Linked DNA regions of Homo sapiens: region 2 is linked to region 1. The links are chromatin loops, found by intact Hi-C in ENCODE. Cell type or tissue: natural killer cell. All regions are shown on one strand. Links, peaks and the distances in the headings refer to the core of each region. The heading gives the core; the rest is flanking DNA.

The links. Peaks named below come from ENCODE experiments on the same cell type or tissue, not always from the same donor. Only the 100,000 strongest peaks of a DNase experiment are listed, where the experiment ranks them.
Region 2: it touches region 1 in a loop (2.0-fold over the local background); 7 of 110 quality-filtered maps call a loop at or near these places.

What each region holds. Positions count from the first base shown.
Region 1 is chr11:3,801,699-3,816,858 of GRCh38, forward strand. PGAP2 (post-GPI attachment to proteins 2) reads left to right here and starts at 6,862. Exons shown (of 7, transcript NM_014489.4): 1 at 6,862-6,953; 2 at 9,552-9,726. The coding sequence starts at 9,562. It overlaps LOC124902618 (a long non-coding RNA gene), which reads right to left. Exons shown (of 3, transcript XR_007062559.1): 2 at 13,487-13,563; 3 at 9,467-9,858. RefSeq lists a silencer at 6,783-7,112. In natural killer cell, for the core only: CTCF peaks have their summits at 6,307 (motif pointing left), 6,521, 7,597 and 7,804; DNase peaks (open chromatin) are centred at 6,333, 6,823 and 7,593; H3K4me3 peaks cover 1,333 bases; H3K27ac peaks cover 505 bases.
Region 2 is chr11:3,747,088-3,762,247 of GRCh38, forward strand. NUP98 (nucleoporin 98 and 96 precursor) reads right to left here. Exons shown (of 33, transcript NM_016320.5): 10 at 13,452-13,539; 11 at 6,229-6,321. Among named protein-coding and RNA genes, the nearest start is that of NUP98, 43 kb to the right of the region's middle. In natural killer cell, for the core only: no CTCF peak of the experiment used is centred there; no DNase peak of the experiment used is centred there.

The DNA.
Region 1 (15,160 bases), core at 3,207-11,206:
CTTTGGGAGGCTGAGGCGGGCAGATCACCTGAGATCAGGAGTTCAAGACCAGCCTGGCCAACACGGCGAAACCTCATCTCTACTAAAAATAAAAAAATTAGCCAGGCATAGTTGCCCACGCCTGTAATCCCAGCTAGTCGGGAGGCTGAGGCAGGAGAATCACTTGAACCCGGGAGGTGGAGGTTGCAGTGAGCCAAGATTGCACCACCATACTCCAGCCTCAGCCTGTGTGACAGAGGGAGATTCTGTCTCTAAATAAATAAATAAATAAATAAATAAAAATGTTGAGTTCCCATTCTAAATATTCTAAGACATTGATTCTGACACTGAAAGAGGACTCAGAAATGTCTTTTTTTCTTTTATTTCTTTTCCTTTTCCTTTTTTTTTTTTTTGCTATAAAATGGTTCTGAAAGAAATGTCTTGAATGAGTAAGCAAATGAGTACATTCAGTCCAAAGTACAAGTAGATGTGCAGGGAAATAGTGCATACTTGTGGAAAGACTGGAGGAATACGTACTGGATGAGGAATACTCCAAGGAAGAATTTCCTGTGACTTTGGTGATTTCTAAAGATACGTTGTTGGGTACTTTGGTAGGCAAGTAGCCCATGGCTCATCATTCCCAGAATTCCTGGCTGGGGAAGGACATCTTTGTGAAGCCAGGGGTTCCTTCCCACACTCCTACTCTGTCTAAATTCTGATAACACCTCTTTTAGGTATCATCATCTTCCTTCTTCCGTTCTAAAGACAAGGAGTTTGATGCTTACAAACCCTTTTGGAGCCAAGCCCTGTCCTGGACATCAAGAGCCCAGAGATGTCCACAGCTCAACACTATTCTGGCCAAGGAAAGTCCAGCTTTGTCCTAGGAGCCCCAGTATCATACACATGGCTTGAGAACTCACTGTATGCAGCTGTGAAGGATTGGTGGTTAGGGAGGAGACAGATCTGTAAGGACTGCAGAATTGTGGAAGGATGAGACTTCTTTCCAGAGAAGCAGCAGAATTGGAGTCAGAGCTAAGTTCAAGTTGTAGATCTGCTACTTTTTATATCTCGCCTAAGTTATTTAACCCTTCTCTGCCCCAATTCCTTGTCTATGACATGGGCAGAATACTTTGTATTTTGTTTTGTTTCTTTTTTTTTTTTTTTTTTGAGATGGAGACTGGCTCTTTTGCCTAGGCTGGAGTGCAGTGGCACCATCTCGGCTCACTGCAAGCTCCGCCTCCCGGGTTCACGCCATTCTCCTGCCTCAGCCTCCCGAGTAGCTGGGACTACAGGCGCCTGCCACCACACCCGGCTAATTTTTTTTTTTTCTTTTGGAGACAGAGTCTCACTCTGTCACCCAGGCTGGAGTGCAGTGGTGTGATCCCAGCTCACTGCAACCTCCGCCTCCTGGGTTCAAGCGATTCTCCTGCCTCAGCCTCCCGAGTAGCTGGGACTGCAGGCATGCGCCACCATGCCCAGTTAATTTTGTGTATTTAGTAGAGACAGGGTTTCACCATGTTAGCCAGGCTGATCTTGAACTCCTGACCTCAGATGATCCGCCCACCTCGGCCTCCCAAAGTGCTGGGATTACAGGCGTGAGCCACCACACCCGGCCCTGTTTTTTTTTTTTTAGTAGAGACGGGGTTTCACCATGTTAGCCAGGATGGTCTCGATCTCCTGACCTCATGATCCACCTGCCTCGGCCTCCCAAAGTGCTGGGATCACAGGCGTGAGCCACCGCACCCGGCCATTTTTGTTTTGTTTTTTTGAGATGGAGTCTCACTCTGTCACCCAGGCTGGAGTGCAGCGGTGCAGTCTCGGCTCACTGCAACCTCCGCCTCCTGGGTTCAAGCAATTCTCGTTCCTCAGCCTCCCAAGTAGCTGGGATTACAGGCTTCCACCACCACACCAGGCTAATTTTTATATTTTTGGTAGAGATGAGGTTTCACCATGTGGGCCAGGCTGGTCTCAAGCTCCTGACATTAAATGTTCCACCTGCCTTGGCCTCCCAAAGTGTTGGGATTATGGGCCTGAGCCACCGTGCCCAGCCAATACTTTGGCTTTTAACCAGAACATTTAGTCTAATGCATTTAACGAATTTACTGCTATATATATATATATTTTTTTTTTTGAGACACAGTCTCATTGTGTCGCCCAGGCTGGAGTGCAGTGGTGCGATCATGACTCACTGCAGCCTCTGCCTCCCAGGTTCAAGTGATTCTCGTGCCTCAGCCTTCCTAGTAGCTGGGACTTCAGGCGCGTGCCACCACGCCTGGCTAATTTTTGCATTTTTAGTAGAAAGAAGATTTTATCATGTTGGCCAGACTCGACTCAAACTCCAGACCTCAGGCGATCCGCCTGCCTCAGCCTACCAAAGTGCTGGGATTACAGGCATGAGCCACCATGCCCAGCCCATTTTTCCCACTATACTAGTTTGAAAGTTAAATTCTCTTTTCCTATTAGTATTATTTTAGTGATCTCCCTAGAAATTACCACATGCATTCTTAACTTACCAAAGTGTCATGCTCATAAATACCTTTACGGAAGGATAGAGTTTCCTGAGATGGAGGCAGGAAGAGAGAACATTCCAAGCTAGATGAACAGGGAAGCAAGCAGATGAACAGGGGAAGATTTAATTGCTATCTGAGTCAGAGTGAGGCTAGAGCAAGATGAGTGAGCTGGGGGTGGGTGGTTTAAAGCCATCCAGGAAGGATGTCTTGGTCATGAAAAAGATCTTTGAGAAGAACAAGAATAACTCCTCCTCAACCCAGGAAGGACACTGATTTTCCTGAGGCTTCCCAGGAGGCAGTGGCAGAGCTTGGTCTAAAGCTGGATGTCTTTAGCAGTCTATGTCCCTGCCTCTATACCTACCCCAGCCATGCTCACTGTGTCCCCTTTCTAGCAATTCCTCAATCTCTGCTTACCTGTCTAAATACTGCCCATTCTTCAAAACCCAGTTCCATTAAATCAACCCAACAAATATTTTCTTTTTATTTTTGTATTTTGTATTTTTATTTTTAATTTGTATTTATTTATTTTTTTGAGGTGGAGTCTCGCTCTCTCACCCAGGCTGGAGTGCAGTGGCGCAATGTTGGCTCACTGCAACCTCCGCCTCCTGGGTTCAAGCAATTCTCCTGCTTTAGCCTCCCAAGTAGCTGGGATTACAGGCGCCCGCCACCAGGCCTGGCTAATTTTTGTATTTTTAGTAGAGATGTGGTTTTGTCACGTTGGCCAGACTGGTCTCGAACTCGTGACCTCAGGTGATCTGCTCACATCAGCCTTCCAAAGTGCTGGGATTACAGGCGTGAGCCACCGCACCCGGCCCAAGAACTCTTTTTATTTCTTTTATCTTCCCTCACATAAATCAAGGTAGGCGAGGTCTTTCAAACTGATAGTGAAATAAAGAGATTTCAGAAAGGGTCGGTGACAGCCAAGGTCAGACAATACAAAAAAAGTTCAGGACGAGTTCACACTGTGGCTGACATGTCTAATCATAATGACCATCATGTACTGAGTACCTCCCACATGGCTGGCACACTGCTACATTACCTCTAATACAACAACCCTATGATGTGGATATTCTTTTTTTTTTTTTTTTTTTTGAGACTGGGTCTTGCTCTGTCACTCAGGCTGTTGTGGAGTGGTATGATCTCAGTTGACTGCAACCTCTGCCTCCAGGGTTCAAGCAATCCTCCCACCTCAGCCTCCTGAGTAGCTGGGAATACAAGTGTGTGCCACCACACCCAGCTAGTTTTCTGTATTTTTTGGTACAGATGCTGTTGCCATGTTGCCTAGGCTGGTCTTGAACTCCTGGGCTCAAGTGATCCTCCTGCCTTGGCCTCCCAAAGTGCTGGGATTACAGGTGTAAGCCACCACACCCAGTGTGGATATTCCTAAATCAATTTTACAGGCTGGGCACGGTGGCTCATGCCTGTAATCCCAGCACTTTGGGAGGCCAAGGAAGGAGGATCGCTTGAGCCTAGGAGTTCAAGACCAGCCTGGGCAAGACAGTGAGACCTTTTTTTTTTGAGACACGGTCTTGCTCTGTCTTCAGGCTGGAGTGCAGTGGCGCGATCTCGGCTCACTGCAACCTCTGCCTCCCAGGTTCAGGTGATTCTCCTGCCTCAGCCTCCCAAGTAGCTGGGACTACAGGTGCGCGCCATCACGCCTAGCTAATTTTTGTATTTTTAGTAGAGACAGGGTTTCACCATGTTGGCTAGGATTGTCTCGATCTCTTGACCTTGTGATCCGCCCACCTTGGCCTCCCAAAGTGCTGGGATTACAGATGTGAGCCACCACGCCCCCGCGAGACCTTGTTTTAAATAAATAAATAAAACCATTTTATAGACGAGGAAACAGAGGCTCAGGGCTATATGGAGAATTGCCCATATTTCCCAAATCACCAGAGAATTAAAGAATTAATCTAAATTAGAGCACCTCAAGGTTTGGGCATTGGGGGTAGTCTAGAGGCAGGGAGAGGGGACCCAGCCTCAGGGAATGGTACTTAGGGCCAAGAGAACAGACAAGGTGTCAAGATAGGGAACAATAGCCAGGAGCAGACACCCCTGGTTGGAGCTAGACAAAGAGGATGACATGAAGCCCCAAGGCAGAAAACCTGAATCTAGTTGCCAAATTTGGAGAGAGGTAGTTCTTTTTGTAAAGTTTTGCTAGTCCATTTGTCCTGGGACCTTAAAGAACAGGATAGGGGAGAACTCAAAATCAAGAAAAGTAGTTTTTAGAACAAGACACTCTGAGTGCGCACCTTCTCCAGACTTCGGAGCCCCTCAGAGTGCGTCTGAGGTATCTCTGGGTCCTCCACCATTGCTCCACATGAGGCCTGTCAAAGAGAGGGCCTAGACTGGGTGAATGAACAAAAGTGAACACATGAAAAAGAGCTCTGGCAAATTAATCAACAAATGCTAAGTGGCATTAACAGCATATAGTGGATTATGTGAATTATCTCAGGTACCAGACTTGAGTCCTGGTTCTGGCATGTATTAGCTGTGTAAGTAGGTAACTTGGTTTCCCTGTTTTCCATTGTAAAATGAGGATATTAAATAGTATCTACTGGCGGAGGCTCATGCCTGTAATCCCAGCACTTTGGGAGGCCAAGGCAGGTGGATCACCTGAGGTCAGGAATTCGAGACCAGCCTGACCAATATGGCGAAACCCCATCTCTACTAAAAGTACAAAAATTAGCCGGGCATGGTGGTGCCGCCTGTATTCCCAGCTACCCGGGAGGCTGAGATAGGAGAATTGCTTGAACCCGGGAGGTGGAGGTTGCAGTGAGCCGAGATCGTGGCACTGCACTCTAGCCTGGGTGACAGAGTGAGACTCTGTCTCCAAAAAAAAAGAGAGAAAGAAAGAAAAAAAAAAGGCCAGGCGCGGTGGCTTACACCTGTAATCCCAGCTCTTTGGGAAGCCAAGGCGGGGGCAGATCACGAGGTCAGGAGTTTGACACCAGCCTGGCCAAAATGGCAAAACCTCGCCTCTACTAAAAACTACAAAAATTAGCTGGGCGCAGTAGCGGGCGCCTGTTAATTCCAGCTACTCGGGAGGCTGAGGCAGGAGAATCGCTTGAACCCTGGAAGCGGAGGTTGCAGTGAGCCGAGATCGTATCTATTTTCACAGGTTTTTTTTTTTTTTTTTAATGGAGTTTCGCTCTTGTCGCCCATGCTTGAGTGCAGTGGTACGATCTCAGCTCACTGCAACCTCTGCCTCCCGGGTTCAAGCGATTCTCCTGCCTCAGCCTCCCAAGTAGCTGGGATTACGGGCGCCCGCCACCGTGCCCGGCTAATTTTTGTATTTTTAGTAGAGACGGGGTTTCGCCATGTTGGCCAGGCTGGTGTCAAACTCCTGACCTCAGGTGATCCGCCCGCCTCGGCCTCCTAAAGTGCTGGGATTACAGGCGTGAGCTACCGCGCCTGGCCCTCACAGGGTTTTTATGAGGATTAAATAAATGAGATAAGAAGTAAGAGTGCCTGGGATATACTGGGTGTTCAGAATGTGTTATTGCTGTGAGGATTTAAGTGGAAAAGTGCGATGTTAGGTATGGCTAACTTAGAGGTCCTCCACCCGCTGCAGATGCTCTGACTACCCACCAGTGTGCTTGCAGGAGGAATTCTTGGTCCCTTCACCCTCCTTCCCTGTTGGGCTGGGATGGTCTTTGCAAAGGGAGCCAGGGGTCCCCCTCAAGTTCTTTCATGGGTCAGTCATGGTCAGGGTAGGGAGGGAACTCTGGCAGCTGGTTTTGGGGGATCAATCCTCTCATTGTGGGGAGACCCAAGGCTGGTGGCTGGAAATCCTTTCTGCGCTACGTAGGACAGGGCGCCCTCTCCTGAACAAAGGCGGGAACAGCTCTAGGCCAGAGTTTCTGGGATGTGCCTCACCGGGTCTCACTGCCTGCAAAGGTGCTCTTCCCATTGCTGAAATGTCCCCAACCGCCCTGACGAGCAAAGTTTGGGGGAGGGGCGCCAGGGCTGGGAGGAAACTGGCTTAATGTTTCAGAAGGGCGAGGCTGGATAGTTCGGTTAGAATGGAGGTGCGAGGCAGGAGAGACGGGCGGATGAGAAAGAAATCCGGCCCCTGTTGAATTAATTTTGTGTTCTTTCAACAGGTAGATGGAACGCAGCTGAGAGGTAAGGCGACAAGGTGGCTTATCCAACATGCTCAAACTCAGGTATCCAGAGCTCTTCCGGCTGCCCTCACGCAGCCGAAATTAGTGGGGGCAGACCCGGGCTGTAAAGCATGGTTTGAGGACACGCCAGATTGAGGAGGAGAGCCAGGGGTCGGGGTCTCCAGAAGCGGGGAGGAGCCAGCGGAGGATCTGGGCGCAGTTTCCTCTCTAAGTTCCGCCCCGAGAGCGCCGGCCCCGCCCCCGCCGTTCGCGCTCTGACCAGCCCGCAGAGCCAGCCCCCGACCCCGGGCCACCTGGGCCCCCGGGTTCCGCCGGCACTCTCGCCACCACCGCGTGGGTGAGTATGGGCATGGATGTGCTGGGCTGCCGGGCAGCCCCACTCGGGAGCTTGGCCGCGCGGTCTGGCCTCTGCAGGGCCGGGCCCCACGCTGTGGGAGTCCTGGTACCTGCCGTCCTATCGCACACACTCTGTTTCCCAGGAACTGCTGCTCTCTGGACTTGCCGAGCTGGCCCCCTTCTTCTCCCTCCCCAGCGTGGGGCCGGGTGTGCAGGGGTTGAGCTCTCCCTTTATTCCGCGGGGCCTCCTGGTCAGGAGTCCTAGGTGGGGAGGATGGGGCCCCGGGGTTGGAACCCCATAGAGTAGTTTTGAATGGCAGCTGTGCCATTTATTAGCCTTGGCCTTGAGTAAGTGTTTTGAACCTCCCTGAGCCTCAGTTTCCTCATCTGTAAAATGGAAATATACAGGCTGTAGCACCTACCTCATAGAATTATGGTGAGATTAAAAGAGACAATGTATATCAAGTACAGAGCAGGGGGCCTAGTATTCCGTAGGCACTCAGTAAATGTGGGTTCAGACTCGAGGCTGAGGAGATCTCTAGGGACTTTGGAGCTGAGGTAGCTCCAAAGAAAGCAATTTTCAGCTAAGTAGTACCTGTGAGGAATGTAGAACTATCTGCAGGCTGAACAATTGCCCTTCAGCTCCACCCTGAGGTGTGGAGTAGAATGACCAAGTTGGAAGGACCTTAGAGGTAATCTAAACCATGTGATTCCCATGTTGCAGAACTGTGGAAACAGATCTAGAGTGCTTAAGTGGCTTGCCAAAGGTCACACAGCTAAATGGGAGGCCAGGCATACCTCCAAGAATTGGAATGGATTATCCCTTGAACCTCCTCATCAACTCCTGATTTGGGCAGTGCCTCTTCATTCCCTGAAGATCTAGTCTTCAATTTGGGAATCCTAGTGGTTCCTCAGGGATCTAGAGCTGCAGCCTTCAGGGAGGGATACTGGGAGGGAAGACTAGTGCTACTGCAACTGCAGAGTCTAGGTTTGGGCTGGGTGAGGAAAATGTTCCCCATCTAGGGCCCTAAGGGACTTAGAGTCCATTTAGGGATGATCCAGGGAATGTGTTTTTTTTCTGGGAGGGTCACCAGAGCCACTTCCAGCTCCCTGGGATCCCTGATGCTCCTAAAAGGGAGAGAGGAACTTGAGCAATTGGAGCAGGCTGCCTGATCAGGTCTGGCAGCTGGGGGAAAATGGGTGAGAATGTGGAGGCGTAGCCACCTGGCTTGTTCTGGAATGCCAGGATGGCAACCTAACTGAGATCAGGGTTCTTTTTGAGGGTGGGACTAAAGGGAGAGTCTTGTGGGTGGGGTCAGGAAGAGTTGGGACTTGATTTGACAAGGTCTTTGAGCCCAGAAGGGTATATTCTTTATGTGTCTGGAGCCAGCCCTAGCTTGGCAACAACAAGCCAACGTTCCAGGGATGGCTTTCCCTTCAGCTCAGCACAGGGCTTTGAGGAAGAGCCAGCCCTTCTCTCTCTCTGAGTGTCTTGGTTTCTCTATCTTTACAATGGGAATAGGGCTAACTGCCTCATCTATGTAGATTTTGGTTTTTCCTTTTCTTCCTCCTGTGAACAGGTGCCTCTTCTGCCTCTCTCACTCCAGTCCTAACCTGACCTTTCTCAAGTTCAGACACAGAGAGGAAGGGGTCAAGGAAGGCCAGAGTTGCAGTGTGTAACTCTTCGTGGGTCCCACATGTATCTCTTTGTTATGTGATCCTGAGCAGATTCCTGCTCCAACTTTCCCTTCTGTATACTGTGCGGAGCTGGGCTAGGATTGTTGGTATACACTTATTTGTTATAGTTCCTGACCTTAGCTACCCTTATCTAAGGGGGAAATCACAGCCCCCAGGAACCCTCATCTGTTCACAGGAGGGTGATGTGGACAGCCCCCTGGGCACTGGGAAGCCTCCAGAAGCTGACCAAGCAGCTCTCTCCAGCAAACAGCAATCCCAGGCTAGCACCAGGCCTGATTCTGCAAAGCCTTTCACCCTGGGGGCACGTGAGGGAGCAGGCTGGGACAAGCAGGGGGCTTGGGGTTCTGTCAGCTTCCATGGAATCCCTGCCACTGTGGACTGCGGTGCAGGCACACAGAGCCTGGGAAGGGACTGAAGGTGCAGGAGGGCCCTGGGCCAGTGGGGAAGCAAATGAGAGCTGATGAGAGGCCTTGAAGCCTGGAGGCTGGGCCGAGGCTCAAAGGCCTGGGGGAGGAGATGGGCCATGCCATCCACTGGTAGGTTTTAGGGTTGGTTCTTGAAATAAAGAGAGACACTTATTTAAAGCAGCTTCTCTAGTCCTAGGCCTGTCAAGCTAGGCAGAGAGGAGTGAGGAGAAGCTCTCCCAGTCCATTCAAGCTTTATCCTAGCACAGATTTGGTTCATTGTCTTCCCTCTGAAATTGAGGTGGAATGTTGTCTTGGGATTCTGAGTCAGTCTTCCTCATCCAGGGCAAGAGCTATCCAAGTTTAGGTGCCTTCCTCCTCAGACTCCCCACCCCACAGCACACAGCTAATTTTAGGACTGAGCACAAGGGCTGACTTTATCACTGAGTGCCAGCCTGGCTGCCTGGGGCCCTGACAGCATGCCACTCCATCCCCAGGTCTGACAAGATGTACCAGGTCCCACTACCACTGGATCGGGATGGGACCCTGGTACGGCTCCGCTTCACCATGGTGGCCCTGGTCACGGTCTGCTGTCCACTTGTCGCCTTCCTCTTCTGCATCCTCTGGTCCCTGCTCTTCCACTTCAAGGAGACAACGGCCACACACTGTGGGGTAGGGCATGGGGACACTGATACCTCATATTCAGGCCGATCTGGATCTTCTTTAGATCTTGAATATCTTTTAACAAGATTAGCCAGCTCTCCACTGGGGCCCATCAAACATACGGGGCTGCTGGGGGGATGCCTGCAAATTGAAATCTCAAGGGTTAGTCTCCCTCTGCCTTCTGTGAGGTTCTGGAGGCTGGAGTCACTGAAGTGTAATATAGAGTCAGTAAATGAATTACAAGTATAACAGAGTTTGACACATGTCCCACCCCATTTACTTTGATATCCTAGAGAAAGTGGTCTTACATCTTTCTTCCTGGCCCCGCGCCCCATATCCCTGTCCAGAGGGCAGACCTAGAGCCAAATCCTTACTTCATAGAAGAGCAGATTCTGGAACCCCAGGGTTTCTGGGAAGTGGAGAGAGAACAGGATTGGGCTAGAGGGTATTTTGGGCCTCTTAATGTAGCACTATGGGCTTGTGCCTGTCTCTGTAGGAATGTGACTCAGTATATGTGTGTGTGATTGTGAGGGTCATGACTGTATATAATGGGTTTGAGTGGGTCGTGTGTGAGAGAGACTATATCTGTGCCTGTCTGTATGGAGATCTGATTATGTACGTGTGTATGTGTCCTGGGGTGAGTCCCGTGGCCTCTAAGATTCCATAGATGTCTGTGTACCCTCTGGACAGGGATATGGGGTGCGGGGCCAGGAAGAAAGATGTAAGACCACTTTCTCTAGGATATCAAAGTAAGTGGGGTGGGACATATGTCAAACTCTGTTATACTTGTAATTCATTTACTGACTCTATATTACCTGAGACAGAGACCCAGCCTCAGTTTCCTCATGTCTGAAATAGAATTGATTAGCTGGGCATGGGGGTATGCACCTGTAGTCCTAGCTCCTCAGGAGCCTGAGGTGGGAGGATTGCTTGAGCCTAGAAGTCTGAGGCTGGAGTGAGCTATGGTTTTCTCACTGTACTTCAGCCTGATGACATAGTGAGACCCCCATTTCTAAAAAATAAAATAGGGTTGATAATTCCTGTCCTGCTCCTTCCCAGGGCTAGTGTAGAGCTCTAGGTAGAAGAAGGATAGGAAGGTAGTTTAGGGAGGATGATGAAATGTGAGGAGCAGAAGGAGGAGGAGGAAGAGACTGTCAGGTTGGAAGGCAGGGCAGGAAATGAACTTAACCTAGGGGCTTTAGGTGGAGAAGAGGCAGATTCTGCGCATGGACCATTGGGGTCCCTCAGAGTTCTGAAGGCCCCAGCCAGCTGGATCCCCACTTCATGTAAAGAGCATCTGCTTCAGAGAAATGGCTAGGATTAGCAGTGGGGTCTAGCTGTGAGTATGGGGTGGAGCCCCACTTCTTTACTTCATGTGACTGGAGTTTCCTCTCCTCCTGATTTGTCAGTGGGTAGACATGGGTGTTGAGGTATGGACACCCAATCTGATGAGACCTGGGGCTGGGAGCTATTAGAAAGAACTGGACGAAAAGGGCGAACAGGCGATCTGAAGGGAAGGAGTACCCTTTTGTGACCTAGTACATGACCTAGTACCTATTATCTCAGATAATGCATCAGATATTCCTGTTACGCTAGCCACTCCTGATCATCCCGCAAAACCCTGCCCCGCTAGCTCTAAAATGTCTTCCCTATCCTCCTTGGGGCTAATGTAATCACTCCCTCCTCTGGGTGCCCACAGTTCCCTGTGTTATCTATCACATCATATTTGTGTCTGTCTTCCCAACCAGATGGGGATCTCCTTGAAGGCAGGCACTGCATTTGAGTGAGAAAGTATTTGGGTTTTTTTATTTGTTTTAGAGGCAGGGTCTCATTTCCGTCACCCAGGCCAGAGTGTAGTGGCATGATCATAGCTCACTGCAGCCTCAAACTCCTGGGATCAAGCAGTCTTCCTAACCTCAGACTCCTGAGTAGTTAGGACTACAGATGTGAGCCACTACACCCAGCTTAATTAAAAAAAAAATTGTGGAGATGGGGTCTCGCCATGTTGCCTAGGCTGGAGTGCAGTGGCATGATCATAGCTCACTGCAGCCTCAACCACCAGGGCACAAGTAATCCTCCTGCCTCAGCCTCCTGAGTAGCTAGGACAATAGGTATGCACAACCATGCCCAGCTAATTTTTGTGTATGTGTGTGGAGACGGGGTCTCACACTGTTGCCCAGGCTGGTCTTGAACTCCTGACCTCAAGTGATCCTCCCACCTCGACTCCCAAAGCACTGGGATTATAGGCGTGAGCCACTGTGCCTGGCCAGAAAGTGTTGGTTGAATAAATGATTAAGACTCCCTAGCCCAGTGCCCTGGGGAAAGGAAGGCATGGTATAAGTCAATCATAGTCCAAGCAAAATTATAATATTTGTATAGTATATGGAGTTAAACAGACTAGGCTGTTTGCTCTGCCCCTTATGGCTGACCCCAAGGGCTGATGGCATCAATACCCTATTAGCTAGGTTATTGCATACCTTGCATACCTATTACCTGTTCTGGGCATACCAGTTAGGGAATTAAGATATAGATAGTTGCTGGAGTACTTGGTCCCTCTGGAGCAGTACTAGGTCTGTGACCCTGAGGGTATGTTGTCCCCACTGCCTGAGCCTACGGTGTTGGTTCCACCTTGGAATTTTTATATTTGCTCTGAATTTCCCACTCAGAGTATCCCAGAAATGGCCAGCCCTAGGAATAAAAGAAGCAAGCTAGTCCATCATATCTGTAATTGATTACTTTGCCTCTGCTCGCATATCCCCAGTGATGGGGAGCTTCCTTCCTCCCCAGGTAGCCTGTTCTAAGGAAGCTTAATAACTAATAATTAGCCTTTTTCTTTTATTTTCTTTCTTTATTTTTATTTAGATGTAGTCTCACTCTGTCGCCTAGGCTGGAGTGCAGTGTTGTGATCTCAGCTCACTGCAACCTCCGCCTCTTGGGTTCAAGCAATTCTCCTGCCTCAGCCTCCTGAGTAGCTGGGATTACAGGTGCCCGCCACCACACCTGGCTAATTTTTGTATTTTTGGTATTGACGGGGTTTCGTCATGTTGGCCAGGCTCGTCTCGAACTCCTGACCTCAGGTGATCCACCTGCCTTGGCCTCCCAAAGTGCTAGGATTAAAGGCGTGAGCCACCATGCCCAGCCTCTTTTTTTTTTCTTTCTTCTTCTTTTTTTTCTTTTAACAGAGATAGTTTCTCACTATGTTGCCCAGGCTGGTCTTCAACTCCTGAGCTCAAGTGATCCTCCTGCCTCAGCCTTCCAGAGTGCTAGGATTACAGGCTTGAGCCACTGTGCCTAGCCCAAGCTTTTTCTTTCCTTCTTTCCTTCTTTCCTTCTTTTCTTTCTTTCTTTCTTTCTTTCTTTCTTTCTTTCTTTCTTTCTTTCTTTCTTTCTTTCTTTCTCTTTCTTTCTTTTTTTCTTTTTTTCCTTCTTTCTTTCCTTCTTTCTTTCTTTTCTTTCTTTTCTTCCTTTCCTTCCCTTTCCCTTTCCCTTGCCCTTTCCCTTTCCCTTTCCCTTTCCTTTCCTTTCTTTTCTTTTCTTTTTGAGGCAGGGTCTTGCTCTGTTGCCCAGGCTGGAGTGCAGTGGCACAATCTTGGCTCACTGCGACCTCTGCCTCCTGGGTTCAAGCCATTCTTATGCCTCAGCCTCCCGAGTAGCTGAGATTACAGGCATGCACCACCGTGCCTGGCTCATTTTTTGTATTTTTAGGAGAGATGGGGTTTCACTATGCTGGCCAGGCTGAAGCTTTTACTTATAGTGAGTATGTACTTACTTTCCGGTGAGTCTCTGCCTTGGCCCTGGCTCTGCTTTGCCGTAGAACTATTCTCTCCTCGTGGCTTCAGGTCAGCCCTGTAGAGACAAGAAGACAGTAATGAGGGGCCTTGAGTCTGTCTTCTTCTTTTTTTTTTTTTCTTGAGATGGAATCTCGCTTTGTCACCCAGGCTGGAGTGCAATGGCACGATCTCGGCTTACTGCAACCTCCGCCTCCCAGGTTCAAGCGATTCTCCTGTCTCAGCCTCCCGAGTAGCTGGGATTACAGGCACACCGCCACCATGACTGGCTAACTTTTTGTATTTTAGTAGTGACGGGGTTTCACTGTGTTACCCAGGCTGGTCTCGAACTCCTGACCTCAGGCAATCCAGTTCCTTCAGGCAACCTTCCAAGGAAATGGTTTCCAGGCTCTTCCCTATCCTGAATGTACCGTTGAACTTGGCCCAGTTTGTCACTGTTCTCTGCTGGGCCTTGATTTGGGTATAGAACTCCAGGTGGCCTGGGCAGTACAGGCAAAAGCAGGACTATTCATTCTTATTCCTGGCTGTTAGACCTCTGTTGAGGCAGCCTGAGCTGCTATTAGCTGTTTCTGCACAGGTACAGGCTGAACATCGATATCTCATATTCAGGCTTGTTGAGATCTCTTTTGTATCCTGCTTCTGTCATCATAGGATTTAGCCATTTCTCCAGTGAGGCCCAACAAGCCCTCTCAGTCCTGCTCTAACAAAAAACGGCCAGACCCCTTTTTGCTTTCTCTCTTTCCCTTATTGGAAACCTGCCTATGACCCTGGATACAACTCTCAGGAAGGTCCCTGCCCCCATCACTGGCAAAGAAGCTACTGCCAGCTGACCTCAGCCACTATCACTTCTTCCCTTTGCAGAGTGTTCTAGGATTTATGACATATGCTTGTTGATCCTGGGAAGGATGTGTGCCTGGGCAGGCGTGGAGAATTGGGTACTGTGGGCGGGAGGGCAGGCCCTGAGGAGCAGGGGGTGGGATCCTCCAGTCTTAGAATAGTCCCAGTCTGGCTACAACCTTCAACCCAAGACCCGGATTCTTCAGCACCGAGTGTGAGTGTTCCTTCATGAGGCCCCCACCCCATTCCTGGGTCTCCTTAGTGGAGGGAAGTATGAGTGCCGAGGGGAGATTGGGTCCTAGGCCTTTTAATATCAAGCCATCTCTGTCTGCCTCAGCTTGATCCAGAGGGAAGCCCAGCTTGAGGGGTCAAGGTGTTTGGGCAGTGGGGTTGTGAGGGGGAGTTGTCGGCCAGGAGGGAGAAGAGATTGGAAGAAGCTCAGTTCCCTGGGTCTGGGTCTGACCTGGACAGAGATCTCCTGGGTCTGGCCCAGGACAGCAGGCTCAAGCTCAGTGGAGAAGGTTTCCATGACCCTCAGATTCCCCCAAACCTTGGATTGGGTGACATTGCATCTCCTCAGAGAGGGAGGAGATGTAGGTCTGGGCTTCCACAGGGACCTGGTATTTTAGGATCAGGGTACCGCTGGCCTGAGGCTTGGATCATTCAGAGCCTGGGGGTGGAATGGCTGGCAGCCTGTGGCCCCATTGAAATAGGCTCTGGGGCACTCCCTCTGTTCCTAGTTGAACTTGGGTAAGGAACAGGAATGTGGTCAGACAGGGTCAGTGGGAGGGCTTTGGCCATTCTGAGCCAACGGTCCT
Region 2 (15,160 bases), core at 4,687-12,686, 53 kb before region 1:
GAGAGACATTCTGAGTGTGATGTTGTGTGATACAATAAAGTTCTGGTAATTTGTCAAGATAGGAAAAATGTGCTATATTTATGATTAGCTGTAGCAGTTATAAAGAAGCTATATGGGGGGCAAAATGGTAATAGTGGCCTTAGAAACTCCAAAGAAAATCAAGAAAAAATTGAAAATGGTTATTTTCCTTTTGAGATATTCCAAAATTGTTAGAATTTAAATTTATCTGAGGCATCTATTAGCACCAGAAAGATTTTTCTATGTCTCTCTTAGTATTACAATCAACCTTCCTATATGTAGCCATTACTTCAAGGAAAACCTGTAGAACAAAGGTTTATTATTATTACTAAATAACCAAGGCAGTGGTGTGCAATTGATAGTGCTAATGATGTTAATATCACTATAAAACAAGAAATTGTTATGTCCATGAGTTAATGAATGTTTCTTAGTCTCAACACATGGGGCGGGAGAAAATCACATGCCAAGGGTCAGTATAAAACCTTTTATACTAAGATTGGTTTCTTACATCGAAGCATACAAAAATATCTTATGTATCTGTACATTTAATATTTGTGTAACAACTACTCATTAAGTACCCAAACGCCCACATTACAGGAGGCTTGAGTTTGAATCACCATCACTGAAAATAAGAAGCTGCAGAGAAACACCCACTTAGCTATTGCCTCCCAAAAATACAGCCTGAAGCTATAGTGCTAGTCTACCTGTTAAACCATGAAATGCAGAGTTCAGGAACGTGGGTGTTTATATGCAAGTCTCAGGAAATGTTCCTCCCAAACCCAAGGGCCTGCTTCAGCAGATGTGATCATCAGGGAATTGCAACAGTGTGTGTGCTTGCTGACTCACAATTCTCATTTCCCTACATGATATGCTGCTGCTAAGGTTGGGGGTGTAAAATTCTTAATTGATTGTATTCATCTTTTAGTTTATAGGAGAGGCATGTATAAGGAATATACAACAGCAACACAATGCAGTTTGTTTATTGTGAGAGAGAACTGTTGAAGAAAAACAGAATATATTAAAATAAAATGTTAGGATATTACATTATTGTGGAATGAGAGACAAAAGCATCAGAAAAAGAATTATAGAGTCTTGGAATATGGGGGAAGACATTGCTAATCATAACCTACAAGATCCAGGAGCCAAAGTAATTCTGATCACATAAAAATAAAACTTGTGGCTGGGCGCAGTGGCTCATGCCTGTAATCCCAGTACTTTGGAAGGCCGAGGCAGGAGGATCACGAGGTCAGGAGTTCCAGACTAGCCTGGCCAAAATGGTGAAACCCCATTTCTACTAAAAATACAAAAATTAGGTTGAGGCACAAGAATTGCTTGAGCCTGGGAGGCAGAGGTTGCAGTGAGCCGAGATCACACCACTACACTCCAGCCTGGGCAACAGAGCAAGAGTCCATCTTGGAAAAAAATAAAACTTGTGGCCCAGCACAGTGGCTTATGCCGGGAGGCTGAGGCAGGCAGATCACCTGAGGTCAGTCGTCCAAGACCAGCCTGGCCAACATGGTGAAACCCCATCTCTATTAAAATTACAAAAATTATTAACAACAAAAAAAGAAAAGCCTTCCTTAATTTGAATTTGAGCAAAAGAAAAAAAAGAAAAGAAAAGCCTTCCTTAATTTGCCCGTACCAAAGCTATTTTTTCCTACAGGGTTGGAAGAAACCATTATTTGATTTCAGATGATATATTCTGAATATGTTTAGGGATCACACTGTACAACAAAATGAGAGCTTTTGTTTTTATTTCTTGCAAAATTTATGTGGTAGAAGTTGGATAAGTTGAAAAGCTCAAATGAAATGCTTTCTGGGGTATAATGAGGAATTTTCATTAAAAAAAAAAAAACAATTATATAACCAAAAAGAGTTAATATCCACAATACACAAAGAATCCTTAAAAATAAATTAAGAGGGCCGGGCGCGGTGGCTCACGCCTGTAATCCCAGCACTTTGGGAGGCCGAGGCGGGTGGATCATGAGGTCAGGAGATCGAGACCATCCTGGCTAACAAGGTGAAACCCCGTCTCTACTAAAAATACAAAAAATTAGCCGGGCGCGGTGGCGGGCGCCTATAGTCCCAGCTACTCGGGAGGCTGAGGCAGGAGAATGGCGTGAACCCGGGAAGCGGAGCTTGCAGTGAGCCGAGATTGCACCACTGCAGTCCGCAGTCCGGCCTGGGCGACAGAGCGAGACTCCGTCTCAAAAAAAAAATAAATAAATAAATTAAGAGGCCGGGCACAGAGGCTCACGCCTGTAATCCCAGCACTTTGGGAGGCCGAGGCTGGTGGATCACTTGAGGTCAGGAGTTCGACACCAGCCTGGCCAACATGGTGAAACCCCATCTCTAACTAAAAAAATACAGTTAGCCGGGTGCAGTGGCACATGCCTGCAATCCCAGCTACATGGGAGGCTGAGGCAGGAGAATCACTTGAACCCAGGAGGCGGAGGTTGCCATGAGCTGAGATCACACCATTGTACTCCAGCCTGGCAACGAGAGAAACTCGGTCTCTAAATAAATAAATAAATAAAATATAAATTAACAAGAATCTCAAGTTAGTGGTAGGTGCAGAAAAAAAGAAACAATAATCCAACACTATGAACAGAGAACTGACTTAAATGGCAAATAAAAAAAAAAACAAAGATATTCACCTTTGCCAGTAATCAGTGAGGTGCAAACTGGAATGTACCAATTTCTACTGTCATGTATGAAAAGACAAAAAAGCCCAGTATGGAAAATACAGAAAAATGGGCATTGTATATAATGTGAGCAACACAAACTGGTATTTTTGAAAGGCAAATTAGCAAATTCAACCAAAATCTGAAATATGCGTATATTCCAACACTGCAATTCCAATTTGATGTATCAATCCTACAATAAACTAACACCTGCAAAATTATGTAACAAAAAATGTTCACTGAGGGTTTTGCCAACATCATCAAATAAATGTCCATCAATAGGTGAAATGTTAAATAATGGTATATGTATGATGTGTGTAAATTGTGTGTACTTAATGGAATACTAAATAATTTTTTTTAGGAATGAGACTTTTCTCTGGAGTGCAGCGGAATGATCACCGCTCACTGCAGTCTCAACTTCCAAAGCTCAGGTGATTCTCCCACCTCAGCCTCCCGAGTAGCTTGGACTACAGGCACATGCCACCAAGCCCAGCTAACTTTTTGCATTTTTAGTACAGAGAGGGTCTCCCTACATTGCCCAAGTAATCCGCCCACCTCAGCCTCCCAAAGACCTGGCATTACAGGCATGAGCCACCTCATCCAGCTCTAAATAGCGTTTTTCAAAATGAGATTGATATGTATGTACTGACCAAAAGAAAAACTGGTATTATGTGAAATGAAAATACAAGTCACAGAACACTATGTAAGACAGTGCTTTCAAACATTTTCAACTACAGCACATGCAATGAAAATCACTGAGATCCGAAACACATAAACACAAACACAACTGAGACAAAGTTTCATAAAAGGATACTAACCTTAACATTTTAAATGTTTTTTTTTTGTTTTTTGTTTTAGGACAGCGTCTCATTCTGTTACCCAGGCTGGAGTGCAGTGGTACTATCGTAACCCACTGCAGCATCTACCTCCCAGGCTGAAGCGATCCTCCCACAGCACATCTCATTCAGCTGCTTGAGTAGCTAGGACTACAGGCACATGCCACCATGCATATCTATTTTATTTTATTTTTTTGATAGCATCTTACTATGTTGCTCAAGATGATGTTAAACTCCTGACGTCAAGCAATCCTCCTGCCTAGGCCTCCCAAAGTGCTGGGATTAGAAGCATAACCCATTAGGCCCAGCCTACTGATTTTTAATTCTACTTCATTTTCTTCAAATGCTGATTGCAGGCAACTATATTAATTATAACCAACTAATGCACCTCAGTCTCTGGCTTAAAAGTCACTCATACAGGGTGTAGTTTCCATTTAAAAATATAATCCCAGGCCGGGCACGATGGCTCACACCTGTAATCCCAGCACTTTGGGAGGCCGAGGCGGGCAGATCACCTGAGGTCAGGGGTTTGAGACCAGCCTGACCAACATGGAGAAACCCCGTCTCTCCTAAAAATACAAAATTAGCTGGGCATGTGGGCACATGCCAGTAATCCCAGCTACTCGGGAGGCTGAGGCAGGAGAATAGCTTGAAACCAGGAGGCGGAGGCTGCGGTGAGCCGAGATTGTGCCATTGCACTCCAGCCTGGGTAACAAGAGCAAAACTCCGACTCAAAAAACAAACAAGAATATAATCCTAAACCCTAAATATAAAAGACATGTATGTACAGACGTGTGTGTGTGTAAACATGTCCGAAAAATGCACAGAAACGGGTCTGACAAGATACATGCCAAACAACCCTAATCATTTCACAGCTGAAAAAGACTGGACTTTTCATGAAATTTCTGAATTGTTAAAAACTTTTTACCAGCACTTACATCTTTTATCTTAAGCAGAGAGCACTGACTCATGCCTATATTCCCAGCACTTTAAGAGCTCAAGGCAGGAGGATGGCTTCAGCCCAGGGGTTCGAGACCAGCCTGGGCAAAACAGGTCGACCTCATCTCTCCAAAATATTAAAAAACTAGCCAAGCATGGTGGCTTGCACCTGTTGTCCCAGTTACTAGGGAGGCTGAGGTGGGAGGATGGTTTGAGCCTGGGAGGTAGAGGTTGCAGTGAGCTGTGATCATGCCAATGCACTCCACCCTGGGTAACAGAGCAAGAACCTGTCTCAAAATAAAACACCTTTTATCTTAAAAAGAAGACTGAAGGCTGGGCGCGGTGGCTCATGTCTGTAATCCCAGCACTTAGGGAGGTTGAGGTGGGAGGATCACGACGTCAGGAGTTCGAGACCAGCCTGGCCAACATGGGGAAACCCTGTCTCTACTAAAAATACAAAAATTAGCTGGGTACGGTGGCGTGCGACTGTAGTCCCAGCTACTCGGGAAGTGGAGGTTGCAGTGAGCCGAGATTATGCCACTGCACTCCAGCCTGGGGGACGGAGCAAGACTCCATCTCAAAAAAAAAAAAGGGAAATTGAAAAAAATAAAAATAAAAACCACAAAAGCAGATCATAGTACAAAATGAGGTTCCATTAAGAAGGAAATGACAGCCAGGCACGGTGGCTCACACCTGTAATCCCAGCACTTTGGAGGCCAAGGAGGGAGGATCACCTGAGGTCAGGAGTTCAAGACCAGCCTGACCAACATAGTGACACCCCATCTCTACTAAAAATACAATAATTAGCCAAGGATGGTGATACACACCTGTAATCCCAGCTACTAGGAAGGCTGAGGGAGGAGAATTGCTTCAACCTGGGAGGCAGAGATTGCAGTGAGCTGAGACTGCACCACTGCACTCCAGCCTGAACGACAGAGTGAGACTCCATCTCCAAAATAAATAAATAAATAAATAAATAAATAAAAAAGAAGGAAATGACAGATGAATGCTCAGATGATAGAAGGGGAAAAAAAAAACAGATTAACTGGACAGTGGAAGCAGACTATGGAAATGGTTTGCAACTAAATGACCACACCTGCAGTCAAACGAATTGAAAAAGTAGGCAAAACTCTATGTTTAACTAAACAACCTAGTTTTACTGTACATGCTAAAACACTTATATATTTTATGACCATCATCACGCTCCAGCTGTTTAAAAACAGCTGGGCAGGTAGAAGGGTCAGTATCTTCAAAGGCACTGAAAAATAGTTGTTAACAGTAGGAATCAGGGAAAAGGGGTGACACTGGTCTATATGACAATGGAACTAAATGAAATTCTCCTTGCAAAGGAGAATTACATCAGCATGTGCTCTTATTGCTCTGCCTTTCTATTAGGGCTTACTTTGATGAACAGTTTAAGGTCTCAAATCCCTGTTACAAAAGTAACATGGGGAAACTGAAAGTTAATGTCCTCATGACAATTCTCACATTAAATACTAAAAATCCCAAAAAGACCAGGACTATCAGAGGACATTTTGTAGAAAAGGGAGCATACAGCTTCTAACACAAACATGCCAATATTTTAAAGCCTGGTAAAGCATAACTGCTGGGAATGTCTTATAAACGCAACTGGAAAAACGAAAAGGTAGACTTCTTAATTCCAGTAACATAATCAAACAGATCTCTCAAGTTCCAGAAACTAGAAAGTCAAGCTGTGTCACTTCCTAGATCTCATGGTAGCAGTTTCTTACCTGTTCCAAATCCTGCACCAAGCCCAGTTCCAAGAGTCCCAGGTGCTGGTTTACTTCCAAAAATACTATTCCCACTGGTATTTGTGCCAAAACCTAGGAAGACAAAAGAATGAGTGGATTGTACTTTTAATATAACTCTCAATTTCCTCTATAAGGGAGTTTAACACAAAGCAGTCTGACTTTAAGTTGTGAACCTTTCAGTTAATATTTAGGACTCCTAACTTGTAGGATAACTTAAAAAAAAAATTTCACATATGCAAACAAGTCTTCATATTTACTTAATTACATTTCAGCCTTGAAATATCAATTCAAAGGCCATGCGCGGTGGCTCACGCCTGTAATCCCAGCACTTTGGGAGGCCGAGGCTGACAGATCACCTGAAGTCAGGAGTTCAAAACAAGCCTGGCCAAGATGGTGAAACCCCGTCTCTATAAAAATACAAAAAAAAAAAAAAAAAAAAAAAAAAAAAAAAAAAAGGCCAGGTATGACGGTGCGTGCCTGTAATCCCAGCTACTCGGGAGGCTAAGGTGGGAAAATCGTTTCAACCCAGGAGGCAAAGGTTGCAGTGAGCCTAGATTGCGCCACTGCACTCCAGCCTGGGCAACAGAGCAGGACTCTGTCTCGAAAACAAATAAAAATAAATAAATAAATAAAATAAAATAAAGAAATATCAATTCAATATAGGATAATATCAATATTCAAGCAAAGTGAACACACTTGAGCTTTGGGAACATTGCCTTTGTAAGGCCCAAAGCTTTCAATGCAAGTTTCAAGTTTATTTAGAAGAGAAATTAATTCCCCCTAACTTGTACTAAAAAAAATGAAACAACTGGCCAGGTGTGGTGGCTTACGCCTGTAATCCCAACACTTTGGGAGGCCAAGGTGGGCGGATCATGAGGTCAAGAGTTCGAGAACAGCCTGGGGAACATGGTGAAACTCTGTCTCTACAAAATATACAAAATTAGCCGGGCATGATGGCGCATGCCTATAAACCCAGCTACTTGGGAGGCTGAGGCAGGAGTATCACTTGAACCCGGGAGACGGGGGTTGCAGTGAGCCAAGATCGTGCCACTGCACTCTAGCATGGATAGAGTGAGACTCTGTTTCAAAAAAAATACAAAATAAAATAAAAATAAAACAATCAACAAAGACACTTTAACTGAACCTAAAGGTCCTTGCTAAGAAAAAAATTACTTACAAAACTTTCCACAGTAGCTTTTATTTTGAATAGATGAACCTAGCCAGGATAGTAACGTGTAGCTGATTACACGTGAGAAGTCTTCTTCACTATGACCCACCATTTAAACAAAATCCTATAATTTCCCTTTAAAATCCACAGGTATCAGCCAGGCACGGTGGCTCACAACTGTAATCCCAGCACTCTGGGAGGCCAAGGTGGGCAGGTCACTGGAGTTCACAAGTTCAACGCCAGTCTGGCCAACATGGAGAAACCCCACCTCTACTAAAAATACACAAATTAGCTGGGTGTGGTGGTGCACACCCAGAATCCCAACCACTTGGGAGGCTGAAGCAGGAGAATTGCTTAAACCCGGGAGGCAGAGGCTGCAGTAAGTCGAGATCGCACCACTGCACTCCAGCCTAGACGACATAGCGAGACACTATCTCAAAAAAAAAAAAAAAAAAAAAAATCCATAGGTATCAAACAAAGATCCTATTCTGTACTGCTGCCATTACTTTTCTTTTCTTCATCTATGCCCACAGTTTCATTATTCTTTTTGTAAATAAATATCAACAAAACAATTAATGAATATGTCATTAATTTCTCATGAGAGAAAAGAAATCATTAGCCAGAAAACCCTGTTTGCAGAACATATGAAGTCATTTAAAAGTCATAAAGCACTGGGCATGATGGCTCACGCCTGTAATCCCAACACATTGGGAGGCAGAGGCAGGTGGATCACTTGAGGAAAGGAGTTTAAGACTAGCCTGGCCAACATGTGAAACCTCTTCTCTACTACCACGAAAAAAAAAAAAAAAATTAGCTGGCTGTGGTGGTGCACGCTTGGAATCCCAGCAATTTGGGAGGCTGACGCAGGAAGATCGCTTGAACCAAGGAGGCAGAGGGTTACAGTGAGCTGAGATCACACCACTGCACTCCAGCCTGGGCAACAGAGCAAGACTCCGTCTCCAAAAGAAAAAAAAAATCATGGAGGAAAAAGTAGCCCAAAAAGATAACAAACAGAATAAAGAGACTATTTTAGAACAGATGAAAGTATCACTAATATTATACTTTGTTGTGCCAGTATTTGGATTATTATCTCAATGAAAAAAATCAAGAAGAAAGCTGAAGAATATAAAAGTTTAAAAACAATCGTATTTCATGTCATTTTAAAATTCAAGCAAGCAGGCCGGGCGCAGTGGCTCACGCCTGTAATCCCGCCACTTTGGGAGGCCAAGGCAGGTGGATCACAAGGTCAGGTGTTCAAGACCAGCCTGGCCAAGATGGTGAAACCCCATATCTACCAAAAAATACAAAAATTAGCCGGGTGTGGTGGCAGGCGCCTATAATCCCAACTACTTGGGAGGCTGAGGCAGAGAGCTGCTTGAACCTGGGAGGCGAAGGTTGCAGTGAGCCAAAATCACGCCACTGCACTCCAGCCTGGGTGACAGAGAAAGACTCCATCTCGAAAAAAATAAATACATGAAATAAAATCCAATCAAGTAACCTGACTTAATCGCAATATATTTGACTTAGACATTCATTGAATCTCTTCTTTAATTCTTCTAATAGCTATGCCACAAAAATGGGGTGCTGCCTACTCAAGCATCATCAATTTTCCTTGATGAAAACACAAAAAATGTACTTGGAGATATTCTTTTCCTTTTTGAATAAAAATTTAATCAAAAGGGATCTTACAGTCCCATAAGCAGCAGAAAACAAGACACTCGTGAACTATCTCAAACCCACAGAAGGGAAATAAATCCCAACTTACACTGTTTATACCACACATTTCCTCCGATTCTCACTGACAAGTTTATCGACTTGTAAAATTCAATTTTACAAATTACAATTAAAAAGACAATTCAAATTCGGCACACAAGTTGGTGAGACAACTCAGATAAAGATGACACCTTTCATTTTCATATCACTGAAGATGACTGTAAATATATTCGCACACCAAAAAAAAACCTCTAAGCAAATCAGAAATCTGCAACCATCACTGCAACTTCTGCCTCCTGGGTTCAAGTGATTCTTCTGCCTCAGCCTCCCGAGTAGCTGGGATTACAGGCATGCACCACCATGCCCAGCTAATTTTTGTGTTTTTAGTAGAAATGGGGTTTTACCATGCTGGCCAGTCTATCTCGAACTCCTGACCTCAGGTGATCTGCCAGCCTCGGTCTCCCAAAGTGCTGGGATTACAGGCGTGAATCACCACACTCGGCTTGTTTTTGTTTTTTGGGGAGACATCATATATATCTTAATATACATCACATATAACATCAAATATATCTTTAAAAAAATTTTGTCGGCTGGGCGCAGTGGCTCACGCCTGTAATCCCAACCTTTTGGGAGGCCGAGGTGAGCGGATCACGAGGTCAGGAGATCGAGACCATCCCGGCTAACATGGTGAAACCCCGTCTCTATTAAGAATACAAAAAAATTAGCCAGACGTGGCAGCATGCGCCTACAGTCCCAGCTACTTGGGAGGCTGAGGCAGTAGAATGGTGTGAACCCGGGAAGCGGAGCTTGCAGCAAACCGAGATCGTGCCGCTGCACTCCAGCCCGGGCGACAGAGCGAGACTCCATCTCAAAAAAAAAATATATATATATATCTATATATCTATATCTATATCTATATGTGTATATATATATATTTTATCAAGTGTAGCCTATACAAACACCCTTATAGTGTTCAGATAAAAATAACGGGCTGGGCGCAGTGGCTCATGCCTGTAATCCCAGCACTTTGGGAAGCCAAGACAGGCAGATCACCTGAGCTCAGGAGTTCGAGGCCAGCCTGGGTGACATGGCAAACCCTGTCTCTACAAAAACACAAAAATTAGCCAGGTGTGGTGGTGCATGCCTGTAGTCCCAGCTACTCAGGAGGCTGAGGTGGGAGGATCACTTGAGCCCAGGAGGCGGAGGTTGCAGTGAGCTGAGATCACACCACTACACTCGAGCCTGGGAGACAGAGATCCTGTCTCCCCAAAAAACAAACAAAACAAAACAAAACAAAAATGCCGAGCGTGGTGGTTCACACCTGTAATCCCAGCACTTTGGGAGACCGAGGCTGGCAGATCACCTGAGGTCAGGAGTTCCAGACTAGACTGGCCAACATGGTAAAACCCTGTTTCTACTAAAAATACAAAAATTAGCTGGGCGTGGTGGTGCATGCCTGTAATCCCAGCTACTTGGGAGGCTGAGGCAGAAGAATCGCTTGAACCCAGGAGGCAGAGGTTGCAGTGAGCTGAAATCGCGCCACTGTACTCCAGCCTGGGTGACAAGAGCGAAACTCCGTCTCAAAAAGAAAGAAAAGAAATAATATTTAATTTTGAACATGAAGCATGCTACAAAAAAAAGAGCTTTATTAAAAACACACATTTTCAAAGGGAGTGGAAATTGGTTCTTGAGGGACTAAAATATCACAGATTATGATAGTTTGTGGCCCTCCAGAGAGTCACACAACATAAGCAGATACACAGTATATGCGTGGTATGAAAATCTCAGGGGAAGGGAGATGATGATTAAGAAAAAACAGGCCAGGCGTGGTGGCTCACGCCTGTAATCCCAGCACTTTGGGAGGCCAATGCCGGCAGACCATGAGGTCACAACATCGAGACCATCCTGGCTAACATGGAGAAACCCCGTCTCTACTAAAAATACAAAGAAAAAATTAGCCGGGGGTGGTGGTGGGTGCCCGTAGTCCCAGCTACTCGGGAGGCTGAGGCAGGAGAATGGCGTGAACCCAGGAGGCAGGGCTTGCAGTGAGCCCATATCTGGCCACTGCACTCCCGCCTGGGAGACAGAGCGAGACTCCGTCTCAAAAAAAAAAAAAGAAAGAAAAAAGAAAAAACAGTCCCATTACAGCAGGTACAACTTAAAAATGAAAAAATAGTCTACAAACGGTCCATGGGGAAGGGTAAGTGATAATAGAAAAGGTTGAGAAACGCTAACTGACCCTTAACTATCTTTCCATTTTAATTTTATAGGAAAGAAATAAGTAGGGATGGGTGCAGTGGCTCACGCCTGTAATCCCAGCACTTTGGGAGGCCGAGGAGGGCAGATCGCCTGAGGTCAGGAGTTCAAAACCAGCCTCGCCAACACGGTGAAACCCCATCTCTACTTTAAATACAAAAATTAGCTGGGCATGGTGGCAGGCGCCTGTAATCCCACCTACTCAGGAGGCCGAGACAGGAAAATCACTCCAACCAGGGAGGTGGAGGTTGCAGTGAGCCAAGATTGTGCCATTGCACTCCAGCCTGGGAGGGAGGGGAGAGAGACAGAGAGAGACAGAGAGACAGAGACAGAGACAGAGAGAGACAGACACCAAGTATCTTACCCATGGTAACCAAGTCCACTGCCTCAAAACGGTTGTTTCAAACAGAGTTTATAGGAACTATAATCATTTCTGGCAGTGAATGAGCAAAATGACTAAAAGGGATTATAAAAATCAAACCAAACACATCAATTTAGGAATTGGTACCTATCAATGAACTATCTACCTTCTTCCTGTAGTTGATAAACATATTAATCTTCCAATAGATGTTTAATATGATCTCTTTCTCCAGTACAGGATCGTTCAAAAGCTCATTAAAAAACTGTTAACTGCTGACCTACACCAAATAACCATGTCTTTGTACTCAACTCCTAAAAAGAATCTATCAGTGCCTAGTGATGTATCTGGCACACAAAATCCTCAAGAAATACTTGAACCACTATTTCCCTCGACAAACAGAATAAACTTCCCATATCTGATCTGACAGATGCTGAATTTTGAAAACATAATTAGGTAGTTATAAGATATATTGAAAATATTGACTGGGTGTGGTGGCTCATGCCTATAATCCCAGCACTTTGGGAGGCCGAGGCAGGCAGATCATTTGAGCTCAGGAGTTCAAGACGAGCCTGGCCTACATGGTGAAACCTTGTCTCTACTAAAAACACAAAAATTAGCCAGGCACAGTGGTGCGTGCCTGTATTCCCAGCGACTCGGGAGGCTGAGGCAGGAGAATCGCTTGAACCCGGGAGGCAGAGTTTGCAGTGAGCCAAGATCGAGATCATGCCACTGCACTCCAGCCTGGGTGACAGAGACTACACCTCAAAAATAAATAAATAAATAAATAAAATAATATCATCATGTTCCATAAAACTGGTTTACATTTTTCCCAGTAGGTTAAGGTTTTGAAAATTATTGTTCAATCTTTTCTGTATTTTCCAGATTTTCAACAATGAATATACATACTATGAACATGCATTCAAAATTTTTGAAACCGTAAAAAATAAACTACTGAATAATCCCCCAAATCAGAAAGGTTTCAACTTTCTTCTATTATTTTTCTTATTTTATTATTTTTTTTAGAGACCTACTTTCACTATGTTGCCTAGGCTGGAATGCAGTGGCAATTCACAAGTGTGATCATAGCACACTGCAGCCTTGAACTCCTAAGTGATACTCCTGACTCAGCCTCCATAATGGCTGGGACTACAGGTGCTCACCATGATGCCTGGCATATTTTGACTTTCACTAAGAATAACCAGGCCAGGTGCAATGGCTCACACCTGTAATCTCAGCACTTTGGGAGGCTAAGGCGATATAAAGACCCTGTTCTCCACCAAAAAAAAAAAAAAAAACAAAAACAAAACAACACAACAAACCAACAACGACAAAAATAAGAATAACCAATTATCTTCTGTATGCTACCACAGGTTTGAAACCTGGCCTCATACAATGTGTTACTTAACCAAATGTGTTTCCTTTATGGTTTCTCAGCTATTGCTGAAGTAATCCAAAGTAAATGAAAGGCAATTTACATGCCTACTAATTATCTCAAGCCATATCCAGGACTTTAAACCTTTCCCTCTGGTACTTCACATCAAGCTACCGCTTACCTGAGAACTTTTAAATATTTCCAATCATACGAATCAGGAGAATAACGTGTGGTATAGTCAGTGTAACTTTAAGAGAGCCAAACCTGCTTTTTATATGTACCAAAATTAGAAGTGTTTGTATTGGTTCCTAAAGTCAGGGTTGGTTTGTTACCAAAGAGCCCGCCACTGGTTGTACCAAATGAAGGTGCACTGGTTGTGCTGCTTCCAAATGTAGTAAGCTTGTTATTGCCAAACAGGGTCTAAAAAGAATAGAATACAGGAAAATTTAAAATAATATTAAGACACACACCAAACTAAATACAGGTTACCTCAGGTATACTGGGTTGGGTATGGGGTGGGAGAAAGATGTCCTAACATTCATAAAAAAGGTAGAAAAAAGATGAATAAAGGCTATCAAAAAATAATCTGGGCAAGATTAACTTTATAAACACGGAATGCTTCTGGCCTGAAAAGTTAATGGTAACCCCTAAGGATTACGACTGAAACACAATGAATCCAATGAAACCAGATTTCAGTGAGGCAAAGAAAAAAATAACAAGGCCATCAAATATCTTTTTACCTGTTAAGAGAAATGTAGCAAATACTTGCTTTGCCAGAAGAAATCACTACAAGAAAAACTTTGAACATGCTACATGGATGTTCCTTGAAAATGCTATGCTAAGTGAAAGACATCAATCACAAAAGACCACATATTATGATTCCATTTACATGAAGTGTTCAAAATGGTCAAATCCATAGAGAGAAAGTAGGCTTAAGATGATTACAGGAAAATCAGGAGTGACTGCCAATGACTATGGCATTTCTTTTTGGCATAATGAGTATGTTCTAAAATTAAATATGGTGATAGTTGCACACTTTGTTGATATACTAAAAATCACCTAGCTATACACTTTAAAGAGACAAATTGTATGGCATGTGGACTATACATCAATAAATCTGTCACTAGAAAGTACTAGAAGCCGGGCACAGTAGCTCACGCCTGTAATCCCAGCATTCTGAAAGGCCAAGGCGGAAGGATCCTTGAGGCCAGGAGTTACCAGCCTAGCCAACGTGGCAAAATCCCACCTCTACTAAAAAATACAAAAATTAAGGCCAGGAGTGGTGGCTCACGTCTGTAATCCCAGCACTTTCGGAGTCCAAGGCAGGTGGATCACGAGGTCAGGAGTTCGAGACCAGCCTGGCCACCATGGTGAAACCCCATTCTCTACTAAAAATACAAAAATCAGCTGGGCGCAGTGGCGGGCGCCTGTAATCCCAGCTACTCGGGAGGCTGAGGCAGAGAACTGCTTGAACCCGGGAGGCAGAGGTTGCAGTGAGCCGAGATCGCACGCCACTGTACTCCAGCCTGGGCAACAGGCGAGACTCCGTCTCAAAAAAACAAAACAAAACAAAACAAAAAACAAAACAAAAGCCTGGCATGGTGTCACACGCCTGTAATCCCAGCTACTTGGGAGGCTGAGGCACGAGAATCGCTTGAGCCTGGGAGGGAGAGGTTGCAGTGAGCCGAGATCATGCCACTGCAGTACAGCCTGGACAACAGAACGAGACTCGGTTTCAAAAACAACAACAACAACAACAACAACAACAGAAGTACTAGAATGTCTTGAAGCATTATATAATTTTCTCAATTTCTTACCTCAATTATCTGTCCAAAGTTTAAAAAAAGAAAAGAGAAATTTCAATCTCCATGAAAACAGGACCATATGTTTTAGGGACTTTGTGTTCCTTTTTTATTTTTTAAGACAGAGTTTTGCTCTTGTTGCCCAGGCTAGAGTGCAATAGCGCGATCTCGGGTCACTGCAACCTCCACTTCCTGGGTTCAAGTGATTCTCTTGCCTCAGCATCTCAAGTAGCTGGTAT